Regions from separate parts of the Mus musculus genome. Here region 1 is linked to region 2. Evidence: chromatin contacts called from ENCODE Hi-C data. All regions are on one chromosome and are shown on one strand. Each heading gives the region's core, a stretch centred on a gene start or an enhancer-like site at or near the end of the contact. The rest is flanking DNA. Distances are from core to core; before and after follow the strand shown.

The links. Hi-C counts contacts between places; a loop is a spot of excess contacts on that map.
Region 1: a loop to region 2 is called in a map of v-Abl transformed pro-B cells, with 4 times the contacts of the local background. The contact joins the promoter of Zfp977 here to the promoter of 4933421I07Rik in region 2. A Hi-C loop is called at or near these places in 4 of 37 maps with a recorded cell type or tissue (T-helper 17 cell, mouse trophoblast stem cell and v-Abl transformed pro-B cells).

The regions. Positions count from the first base shown.
Region 1 is chr7:42,589,925-42,595,818 of GRCm38, forward strand. It overlaps Zfp977 (zinc finger protein 977), which reads right to left and starts at 2,621. Exons shown (of 4, transcript NM_001362112.1): 1 at 2,513-2,621. The coding sequence starts at 2,515.
Region 2 is chr7:42,444,953-42,450,915 of GRCm38, forward strand. It overlaps 4933421I07Rik (RIKEN cDNA 4933421I07 gene), which reads right to left and starts at 3,150. Exons shown (of 5, transcript NM_001370772.1): 1 at 2,985-3,150; 2 at 2,599-2,801; 3 at 1,995-2,042; 4 at 1,291-1,487; 5 at 503-1,053. The coding sequence starts at 3,116. The coding sequence ends at 683.

The DNA of each region.
Region 1 (5,894 bases), core at 1,371-3,870, 140 kb after region 2:
TGAAAATGAAAAGCTTCTGTAAGGGAAGGACACTGTCAATAGGACAAAACAGTAGCCTACAAACTGAGAAAAGATGTTCACCAACCCTATAGCCAATAGAGGGCTTATATTCAAAAGTTATAAAGAACTCAAGAAGTTAGATGCCAAAAAAAACAACCTGATTAAAAATGGGATACAGAGCTAATCAGAATTCTCAACAGAGGAAGTTCCAATGACCTAGTATCAATTCAATAAATGTTCAACATTGTTGCTAATCAGGTAAATGCAAAGAAAAACAACCCTGAGATTCCACTTTACATGCATCAGAATGTCTAAAATTGAAAACTCAAGGAACAGCACATGCTGGCAAGGACACTGAGAAAGGCAAACACGCCTCCATCTCTTGTAGGGTTGTAAACGTGTACAACCACTCTGGGACTCAAGCTGGTGGTTTGTCAGAAAACTGAGTCTAGTTATATCTCAAGACCCAGTTATACCACTCCTGGGTATATACCCAGAAGATGTTCCACATTTCGCAAGGAAACATGTTCCACTATGTTCATATCAACTTTATTTATAATAGCAAGGAACTGGAAGCAAAATGTTCACTTCAAAACTCTATTGTGGTAAGGCCCTTTAAGGTAGGGATTTAAAAAGTTTGATGAAAAGCCGGGCGTGGTTGCACACACCTTTAGTCCCAGAACTCGGGAGGCAGAGGCAGGCAGATTTCTGAGTTCAAGGCCAGCCTGGTGTACAAAGTGAGTTCCAGGACAGGCAGGGTTATACAGAGAAACCCTGTCTCAAAAATCAAAAAAAAAAAAAAAAAAAAAAAAAAAAAAAAGAAAAGAAAAGAAAAGAAAAGAAAAGAAAAAGAAAAAAAAAGTTTGAGGAAGAGGACAGCAAAGGCATTGATTGCCTGGGGAGCAACAGACTGGGATCAAGGCCACCTGAGTCAATAAAGCACGTCACAGAATCCTTTTCCTAAAAGGCTGAAGATGCAGCAGTTCTAGAGTCCATATGCCTTCCCAGGGAGAAATCACTACACACAATGAGAACATTAATTAAGAAATAGCTCTTTGGACTGGAGAGATGGCTCAGTGGGTAAGAGCACTTACTGCTCTTCCGGAGGTTCTGAGTTCAAATCCAACAACCACATGGTGGTTCACAACCATGAATAATGAGATCTGACGCCCTCTTCTGGAGTGTCTGCAGACAGCTACAGTGTACTTACATATAAAAAAATAAATAAATGTTTTTTTAAAAAAGAAAGAAAGAAATATCTCTTTAACAATAGCATGAGTCGCCCTGCGTGGTGACACACACCTTTAATCCCAGCACTTCGGAGGCAGAGGCAGATGGATTTCTGAGTTCGAGGCCAGCCTGGTGTACAGAGTGAGTTTTAGTACACCCATGTCTACACAGAGAAACCCTGTCTCAAAAAACAAAAATAAAAACAAACAAAGAAAAAAAAAACCAAAAACCAGAAAAAACCACCAAACACTAGCATGTGTCAAGCACTGGTTAATGCTCAAAGAGGAGCCAGCCTAGAACAGACCTTGCATTCCACAGCTGCCATTATCCTTAGTCTCTTTTGCATTCAGCCTCCAGGTTACACTTTGAACAATTGAGACAGGGACAGAGGACTGCAAGTCTAGCCACTTAGGCAGAGGGGAGGTTTGCACAGCAAAGATACCCCAGAAGTACTTCTTAAGTACATCAGAGACCTGAAACAGTGACACAGTCCTAAGTGGAAGATCCCAAAGGCTGAAAAGGAGAAGAGAGGCAGAAGGTACAGAGTACAAAAGGTGGGATGGGAAGGTCCCGCACAAGCAATACCTTATGCCAGGTCAGCTTCTTAAGAAGAATACCGTCTTTTATACTCCTTCCTGCGGTGTATAAAGTCAGCAGACACTGTTACATGATGGGATAAACTCGGAGGAGTCTAAAACAGTGCTGGGCAGCTTAATATTGGACAGGAGGTGATGTTTACAACTTTCTCATATTAACTCCAAATATATCTTGCATCACAATCTTAAAAGAAAGTGTAAAAATTGTATGAGATTAAAAAAAAAAGTTTTGTGTGTGTGTGTGTGTGTGTGTTTAAAGCCAGGCAGTGGTGGCGCACGCCTTTAATCCTAGCACTTGGGAGGCAGAGGCAGGCGGATTTCTGAGTTTGAGGCTAGCCAAACTGAGTGATTTCCAGGAGAGCCAGGGCAATACAGAGAAACACTGTCTTGAAAAACCAACCAACCAAACAAACAAAATTGTAGAAGATACTGGAGAAACTAGGCATTTCTGTGTTTGCCATCTTGCCAAGAAGGTTTCAACGCACAAGCTCATGCTTAAATATTCGCACAGATGAAGCCCCAGAGCAGAATTATTCAGAGCAGCCAAGACCACAAACAACCTCACATGTGGCCCTGTGTAGCTGAGGTGCGCAGCTAGCACCCAGTCCCAGGGAGGCCTCACCATACTCGCTCCAGTTGTTCAATCGCCTGCCCCTTCCCATTGGAAGCAGCTGCCATATACTCACCATGTCGCGAGGTCAGAGCTCGCCTGAATTCCCCTCACAGCACCCAGCAGTAGCACACAGAGCAGGACAAACAAACCACACCAGCCTCCTCAGCTACAGCATTGAACCAGCAACATGGCGCCCGGAAGCACCCGCCTCCAATTCTGACTGGCAGGTCAGACTTGAGGCCTTGATTGGCCAGCGAGTCTGGAGTGACATAAGCACCTCCCTTAAGGTTAGTGTGTGATGAAGGGACACAGCTTAGTGATTCCGGGCCCATGTTGCTGTTCCAGGACCGACCTTTTTCCAGATAAGTAGGGTGAGAGTGCACTGATGGGATAAGGCAAAGTGGTTGTGCTAGGACCCCAGGGGCCCAAATGTTGAGAACGCGACCCCCAGAGACGCAGGTTGACAATAGATCTCTGCAATGGCAAGAGGTTTTTATTCAGATTCACATAGCATTGCTCAGCCTCTCAGGGAGAGTCAACCCAGATTGCTTACAGTACAGTTTTGTTGGTGGGTTTTTTTTCTCTCTCTCTTTCTCTTTTTTTAGTGGGGAAGGGTTACACAACTATGATTGTTGGCTACCAAAGTAACAGTTATGTTCATTACTTTTGGTGATCAGCTAGCGATGTCAGAAACTTTGTCAGCAAGGTCGGTTTATCTTAGAATTCAAACTGAGGCCAGGGTCCCAGGGACCGTTTTTATTGTTATGGCTAATTTTTGAGAACAGCTAGTCTTGCTATGGCAGTTGTGGACATTTTGACCATTAGTCAGTCCCCTCAGATGGGGAAGGGGCCAGGCAGTCTTGAGCTTCTTTACATTGGCAGGGAAAGGCTTGTTTATATCAGCAGGGAAAGGGCAAGGAGCAGGGGGAAGGGAAAGGCTTCTGCAAACTGAGAATTCCTCAAGCAGCAGGGGGGAGGGAAAGTCTTGCTTCTGGCTTCCAGCACTTCCCCTTCTCCCTCCTGTAATCAAGGAAGATAGCTTGCAGGGCCCATTATTTAACTTGCAGTGAAATGAACAATCCAGCCCATAGGAAAAGGGCGCCCAGAATATTAACAATTCAGGAGATTTTTAGGAAACACTAAGATTTTTGTTCTGTGGTGTCATGGTCGGGTCAGGTAAACTGCAGCTATGTTTCACCTGGTAGGCATCAGAATTTACACAGCCCCAGGAGAAAAGCAAGAAACCGAAGACAAACTCTACATAACACTATTGCTAGCCAGCACATCTTCCTTAGTGGGAAGAGGAAAAAACCCACAGCTATATTAATAAAGGTATCCTAATGGACAAAACTGATAGAATGGATCTCTCTGTATATGTAGAAAGTGGATTTATTGGCATGGTTTGTAAGCTGTGGTCCAACCAGCCCAACAATGGCTGTCTGCAAATGGACAGATGAAGAATATAGTAGTGGTTCAGTCCATGTGGCTGGATGACACTGCTGGTATTCAGTCTACATCACAATGAGGAAGAAGTAGGCCAGTTTTCAAAAACTGAGTTTGCTAGTCAGAGGTAAAACATGAAGACAAGGAGAAAGAACTACCACCTTCAATGACCTTTACAATGTAGTCTGCCACTAGAAGCTGTGGCCTAGATTAAAGATATCTCTTATCACTTCAAATGATCCAGATTTAAAAGAGGGTTTACAACTTAAAAAGATATAATTATCAAAAATTCTTCACAGTACTTGAAATGTCGCCATTTTAGTTAATTCCATGTATTTGACGACCAAGAATAACCATCACAAGAGGCAAGACAGAAGAGCTAAGACAGATTTCATTCCATTTGCAGGCAAGGAGAACCTGGGAGTCATTTCCAAAGCAATGCTTTTTGTTTAATTTTAAAATTTATTTACTTTTATTCATTAATTGTTTTTTACAGTCCATACTTCATCCTCCTCCCTATCTGCCCCATGACCGTTCCTTATACCATACCTCCTATCCCTACCTCTATCTCCAAGAGGATGTCCCCACCCCACCATCAAGCCCCACCAGGCATCCCCACTCTCTGGGGCCTAAAGGCTTTTCATGGTAAGGTGCATCTTCTCTCACTAAGGCCCCAACCATGCAGTCCTCGGCTTTATATGTCAAGGGCTTCATAACAGCTGCCTGGTTATATGCTGCCTGCTTGGTGGCTCAGTGTCTTGAGAGATCTCAGCTTTCAGGTCACTTGAGACTGCTGGTCTTTCCCTGGGGCCACCCTCCTCCTCAGATTTTTCCAGCTTTCCCCAAATTCAACCATGGGGGTCCCGGGCTTCTGTCTATTGGCTGGGTGCTAGTATGTGCATCTGATTCTTTCAGATGCTTGTTAGGCTTCTCAGAGGTCAACCATGCTAGGTTCCTGTCTGCAAGCACATCACAGCACCATTAACAATGTCAGGACCCTGGACCCCCTTGAGGTGGATCCCAACTTGGGCCTGTCACTAGATGTCCTTTCTCTCATGCTCTTCTCCATTTTGTCCCTGCAGTTTCAACAGACAGGAACAATTCTGGGTCAGAGCTTTTGACTGTGGGATCGAAACCCCATCCTTCCACTTGATGTCATGTCCCCCCACTGGAAGTGCAATCTATAAGTTCCCACTCCCCACTGTAGAACACTTCATCCAAGATCCCTCCCTTTGAATCCCGAGAGTCTTTCAACTTCCATGTCACCAGTACATTCTAGAGTGTCCCCCTACCTCCAGAGGTTAGCTGTTTCCATCCTTTCTGGTGGTCCTCAGGGCTTCAGTCCTGTTCCCCAAACCCAATACCTGATCATGTTCCCTACTTCCCCTCACTGTGCCCTCTCCCAACCAGGTCATTTCCTCCCCCCCCCTCCCCTTCCCCCCATTATCGCTTTCTTCTCCCACCCTAGTGGGTTTGAGGCAACCTCACTTGGGTCGTTATGCTGTGACCCTTCATGAGTCCTGTGTGTTGTGCTTGTGTATTCTCTATTTTGGTTAATATCTACTTATTACTGAGTACATACCTTTTGGACCTGAGTTACCTCACTCTGTTGTGAATTCTCTGTTTAGTTCTATAGCTCATATTTTGATTCGTTTGTTCAGTTTTTTTGGTGGTTAGCTTCTTGAATTCTTTATATATTTTGGATATTAGCCTTCTACTAGATGTGGGTGAAGATTTTTTTCTCAATCTGTAGGTTGCTGCTTTGTCCTGTTGACTATATCCTTGCCTTGGAGAAGCTATCCAGTTTCATATGGTACCATTTATCAGTTCTAGATCTTAGAGCATGAGCCATTGGAATTATTTTTAAGAAATTTCCTGCTGTAGCAATGAATATTAGGCTCTTTCTCACTTTCTCTTCTATTTGATTCATTGTATCTGGTTTTATATTGCTGTCATTGATCCACTTGCACTTAAGGTTTGTGCAATGTGTTAAGTATGGATCTATAATCATT
Region 2 (5,963 bases), core at 1,900-4,399:
ATCACAGAGAAAGGAGCTTCAGTTGAGGAAATGCCTCCATGAGATCCAACTGTAAGGCATTTTCTCAATTAGTGATCAAGGGGGAAAGGCCCCTTGTGGGTGGGACCATCTCTGGGCTGGTAGTCTTGGTTCTATAAGAGAGCAGGCTGAGCAAGCCAGGGGAAGCAAGCCAGTAAGTAACATCCCTCCATGGCCTCTGCATCAGCTCCTGATTCCTGACCAAATTGAGTTCCAGTCCTGACTTCCTTGATGATAAACAGCAGTATGGCATTGTAAGCTGAATAAATTCTTTCCTCCCCAACTTGCTTCTTGGTCATGATGTTTGGGCAAGAATAGAAACCCTGACTAAGACACCCACTTTCTGCCACACCACCTGCTTGCTTTCCCTGCTTCCAGGGTGAACTGTGAGGGTCCCATTTCCGAGATCAATCTGTTTGGCTCAAAGATGCAGTCCACAGTTAAAACATACGTAGATTATAACAGTGGTAAAAAGAACAATATCTCTTAAGAAGAGTAAACAATTCATTTTATTAATATCCAAACACAAATAAAAACCCAACAATGAAAACAACAATATGAAAAATAGAACCCAACAAAACAATAAGATATTTTCTATAAAGAAATAATATAAGCTTAGGTGGGGAACCTCATCTGGGTGGAACTCTGCAGATCATTCTCCTAACTATATGTCAACCTCAGGCAGAGGGAAAACAAAACCTGGTGTATCTGTGGGCACAGTGTAAGGCACAAATAACTGCCTGGCAGGTGAAACATCTGCAGCCTCATCTGCTGCCACATCTGCAGCCTCATCTGCAGCCACATCTACAGGTGAGTGTGTATCAGCTGATGTGGGCAGAGCTTGATCTAAAGTCGGAAGCAGCTCTATTGCAGCTTTTGGTTCAAAGGGATCCAGAACTGCTCTTTTCACAAGCACAGTGTCCTCTCGGGATTGCTTATCTCCCTGTGGCTCTGCCATAGAAGCTGGCCTGAGGGCCAGAGTGTCCTGCCTCCCAGAGACATCCTGTTCTGGGGGATCTGGAGTTGTTGCACAATCTAAAGGCAGAAGGAGACAGGCTTTTAGTGGAGACAGCCTAGCATGGGGGAAGTTTCCCCAAGATGCTGTTGATGGACACACAAGGCCTTTTCATGCCAGAGGACCCCCAGTTCTCTCCTCTTACCTGACTATAGTCCAGTCCTTGCATCATTTTAAACTCTTGAGAATACCCTAGTGAAACCCATCACCGAAACCCCCTCCTACCTTGTCAAGCAGCCAACACCAGACCTTCTCACCTTCCTCAAGTCTAAGTGTGATGGCCTCCTGATCCTTAAACATGGAGAGAGGCTCCCTGGCTTGGGTATCTCCATCTCCGAAAGGCACATTGAGCCTCACATACTCTGTGAACTGACTCAAAACAGCCAGGTCTGGGGACTCATAAAAATCCTGGGGGAATTTCTGAAACCAGCCGAACAGAAAGCTGAATATGGCACTAGGGAAGAGAAGGTTGGAGGGAAGTTGAGTCAGAAGCCTGGCGTCAATTCTCAAGAAGGGCAGTGTGCCCCATTAGATGAGGCAATGGCCGCCAGCCTATGTGCTGAGGAGCATAGTGGTCAGGAGTGGGTGTCTGTGTGCAGAGGACTCCAGACACTTTCTGTCCCTTGGAGGACATATGGGGCTATCTGGGCTGGGCTGTAGTGGGGATGGATTCTCCCAGGGCCCTTTAGTTTCCTTCCTTCCCTCTGACCTCAGAACCAAGGAGCCATTTTTCTCCACCTGCAGGTGAAGTCTCAGCTACCATCCCTCTAGTGGGAATCCCCAAAGCAGGGTACCTGGCATGTGTTTATTCCTCAGCAAATGCCCTACCCCACTGTACAGATAGGCCCTTGCCTCCTTCTTCCCCTTCCAACTCCATAGATGGGCTCTTACCTGTGTCACCCCACACCCACCCTTTTGCACCCATGGGCTCTTAGCTCCCGGTCACCTGAAGCCCACTCACCTCTTAGTTTGCTGGTCTTCAATGCAGTCAGTCCGGAAGGATGCATACCTGTGTCATTTCATGAGGGTGTCACCCTAAGGCCTTGTGTCCCCAACCTACTAATACATCTACCAGGAGCTACTTTAATCTGAACACTTTAGAAAGGAAACACAGATCCTGGGGTCTCTCTGCACTGTTCTAACTTCCATGCTGAGATCACAGGTCTTCAGAGATCCTCACACAAAGGGTGGAGGCCTAGCTGTCCCTGCCAGGGCTCTTGGTTGGTTCCAGGCTTCTTGTCCCCCACCACCACCACCCCCACTCCTCAGGACCCTTCTCAGGTTCCATTAATCCCTTATAGGTCAGATAAGGCCTAGAACCTTTTATACAAATTGGAAAAGAGCTCTTTCCAAGGCACAAGAAAGGGTGGTGTTTGACACTCCATGGAGACAGTGAAAGACACAAACTAGAGACCCCCCCCAACCCTGAATGTGTCCATGTCACTTTGCAGGTTCAGACCCAGGACCAACACTGCCAGGGTCCAATCGCACTTGTTCTATGGGAGCACAGAGTCCTGGAGAAGAGCAGAGCCCTCCTAACACCTATGTTGGCTGCAGCCACTCACGTTTTCATCAGCAGGTCTAGCACCTCCCAGGTGGTAGCATATGTTCGGTACATGGCAACAAAAATGTCGAGACAGAGGTGGTCGCGGTTTTGAATAGCAGCTGGTATGTAGTCAATCATCTGTTGAATGTATTCTCGACTCTTGTAGTCGAATCGGGGGTGATTGGACATAGAGTCTGGCTCCTGTTCATTTTCACAACAGACCTAGGAAGGCAGGAGGGTCTAAATGTGGAAACTCTGAGAGACATCAGCAATCCATTACCAAAGAGTGATCAGTAAGCATAAAGAATGTTCCTCAGTGTCTCATGGGAACACACACCCAGGGAGGGACCTCAGGGGAGCACGGGGACAAACAAAAAAGTTCCTGCTAAGGCTGGCCTGTGTTACCTTGGGCTCACTGCGGGAAGCATGCCTCAAGTGTGTCAGAGGACGAATCAAACGTCTCCAAAAGCAGCCAAGCCAACTGCTCTTGGCTTTTTTGTGGCCAGAGCCTCTGCAAGTCTGGAAACAGCGGAACATCCTGCTCCCTCTAGGTCCTCCAGACAAGTAAGTCAGGTAAGGCTGCTGCTGGCCTCTGGTTACCTGGTAACCAGCATTCAGAGTTCCATCTGGACTGTTAAGTAAGTAAGGTCACTTCCTGAGGTCTCCAGCCAGAGCCCCTCCTCAAATGCTTTCTCTAGTGGTTACCAGTATTGCCCATTGCTGTCCATCTGTCTTCCATGTGTACAACAGGACACAGTGGCATCCATAAGTTCATGCCTCTACACTGTCCTGGGAACCCTGGCTTCAGGGAGACCCTCAGTTGTGAGAAAGCAGGCCGAAGTTTCCAAACCATGCCCTCTGTACCACAAGCATCCCAGGAAGAAGCAATTTCCTCTTAGGGTCTTCTCACTGTCCTGACCTTCTCCCTGCAGATCATTCTAGCATGGGTTTCCTAGTATGTCATCCTGTGTATATGATCACGCATGCCCTATATCTGGAAACCTCCTAATAGAGTTACCTGAGGAAAAGCCAAACATAGGCACCTGTGCCCATTCACACACGTGTACATGAAAGCAAATGAATACACAAACACACAAACACACATACACACAGGCCCAGTCCCAGGGGCACACAGAGCGTACTTTTACACATGGCCGGGAGCATGTCAGTGTAGAAAGGTCTCTCCTAGGTGAGCATTAGGGTTATTTGGTGGAGGTTAATGTGGGGATAAACTTTAGCAAAGTGTATGTATGTGATCATCTTAAATTGTGCCTTTCAAGATTTTATTGAAAGGACGCAGATGTAGCTGTCTCTTGTGAGACTATGCCGGGGCCCAGCAAACACAGAAGTGGATGCTCACAGTCAGCTAATGGATGGATCATAGGGCTCCCAATGGAGGAGCTAGAGAAAGTAGCCAAGGAGCTAAAGGGATCTGCAACCCTATAGGTGGAACAACATTATGAGCTAACCAGTACCCCGGAGCTCTTGACTCTAGCTGCATATATATCAAAAGATGGCCTAGTCGGCCATCACTGGAAAGAGAGGCCCATTGGACTTGCAAACTTTATATGCCCCAGTACAGGGGAATACCAGGGCCAAAAAGGGGGAGTGGGTGGGCAGGGGAGTGGGGGTGGGTGGATATGGGGGACTTTTGGTATAGCATGAAATGTAAATGAGTTAAATACCTAATAAAAAATGGAAAAAAAAAAGGAAAAAAAAAATAAATAAATTGTGCCTTTCTCTTAGGGGAGTGGGTGGGGCTCTTCTCCTTGTCCATGTGTTCTAGTGTTTTCCCATTTGGGCTTCCACAGGCCTCAGTGTGCTTCATCTGTGCTCCCCAGACCATGGCTGACTGGGTTCTGGTTTGCAGGGTGCCCCAGGCTGCTCACTATAACATTCCCTACCCTGAGGAAAAACTATGCACAAACATTGAGACTTTGGAAGTGTTTCCATATCCTAATTCTATGATGAGTACTATAAAATAAATTCCTAGGTCAATTTTTATTGTAGAAGAAAAATGGGAATGTAATCTGTCCATGCAAAAACAGATGAAGGAGTAAGGAAAAAAGAGAGGTGTTTGTGGTTCCTAGATTTTAAGAAATATCAAAAAAAAATCATATTGACATACACAGCATGAATCTCTCTTGGAAGGAAACAGGATCAATGGAGTTCAATGTGGGTAGAAGGATGTATGGGAGGCCTGCAAAGTGCAAATATATATTTATATGACAATAGCCTCATGTCCCACATTACCATGCACATGTACTTTTACATAGTTAAAAATGTTTTGTTTCTTTGAAAAAGTTTTATCATTTTACATGGATGAGTGCATGTGTTTCTACAACTGCATCTGTGCTGTGTGCACAGAAGCCAGAAGAGCGCACTGGATCTCTTGTACCCTGATTCTGCATGGTTGTGAGTCACCTTGTGGGTGCAGGGAAATGAACCCAGGTCCTCTGAAAGAGCAGCCAGTACCCTTAACAGCTGAGCCAACACTCAGGACCACTTTGGTTTAATGCTGGTCAGAGTAGCCAATTGTAGAAACCACAATGGTGTCCAGTGCTTCCCAGTAGAAAATTTCCAACTGGGTTGAAGAACACAACCTGGTAGTAAGTATCATTAATTTCTGATCCCTTAATTAAATTATTATATCAAAACCATTAAATATTAGCAACCTCAGGTAATAGCCACACCTATTCTAGCTACAACTATATAAATTCCAAGGCAGCTCATTGGGGATTGGTGCAATTGTATCCCAGGACACAGGGGGCTGCCCATCATATGAGGTCTCAAGGGCCCAAAGTCTTCCTAACTAGGGCCTGCCAAGGGATGCTATGCTGTCTGGCTACTGGGACAGCTGTGGTCTGGCTTCCCCACAGCAGGGTGGTAGACACCCCACAGAAGGCCTCTAAGAGCCTGCCTTAGAAGGCATTGATGTAGCAGGACAGTAACAAAAGCCCAAGAGCCTCAACATAAGGGAAGCACAATGCACCTAGTCATAGGCAGTAGAAAGTTCTAGAAGACATGGTCTTGTCAAACCTACTCTGGTTATACTCCTAGAACTTGAAGTACTTTGTCTGGAGAACATATGTTTTTGGTTTTGTTTTGTTTTTTAATTTTTAACTGAGGTTTGAAAATTGTGCTGCTGAAAAATGTCACAAGTTCTCTCCCAGTGATCACATGAGGAGGAATATGTATCTTTAACAATAGGTTAATTGACATAAACAGGTTGAGTTCCCCTGAACCTCTTCCCGAGGAGATGATGCTGCATCCTGTGGCCACTAGAGGGCGGAGGTTGTCCATTGAGCAAAGGAGAACCTCCTGGACCTGTGTGCTGGCATCTCACTGACATTTCAGATAGAGATGGGGGTGGGGGTGACTACT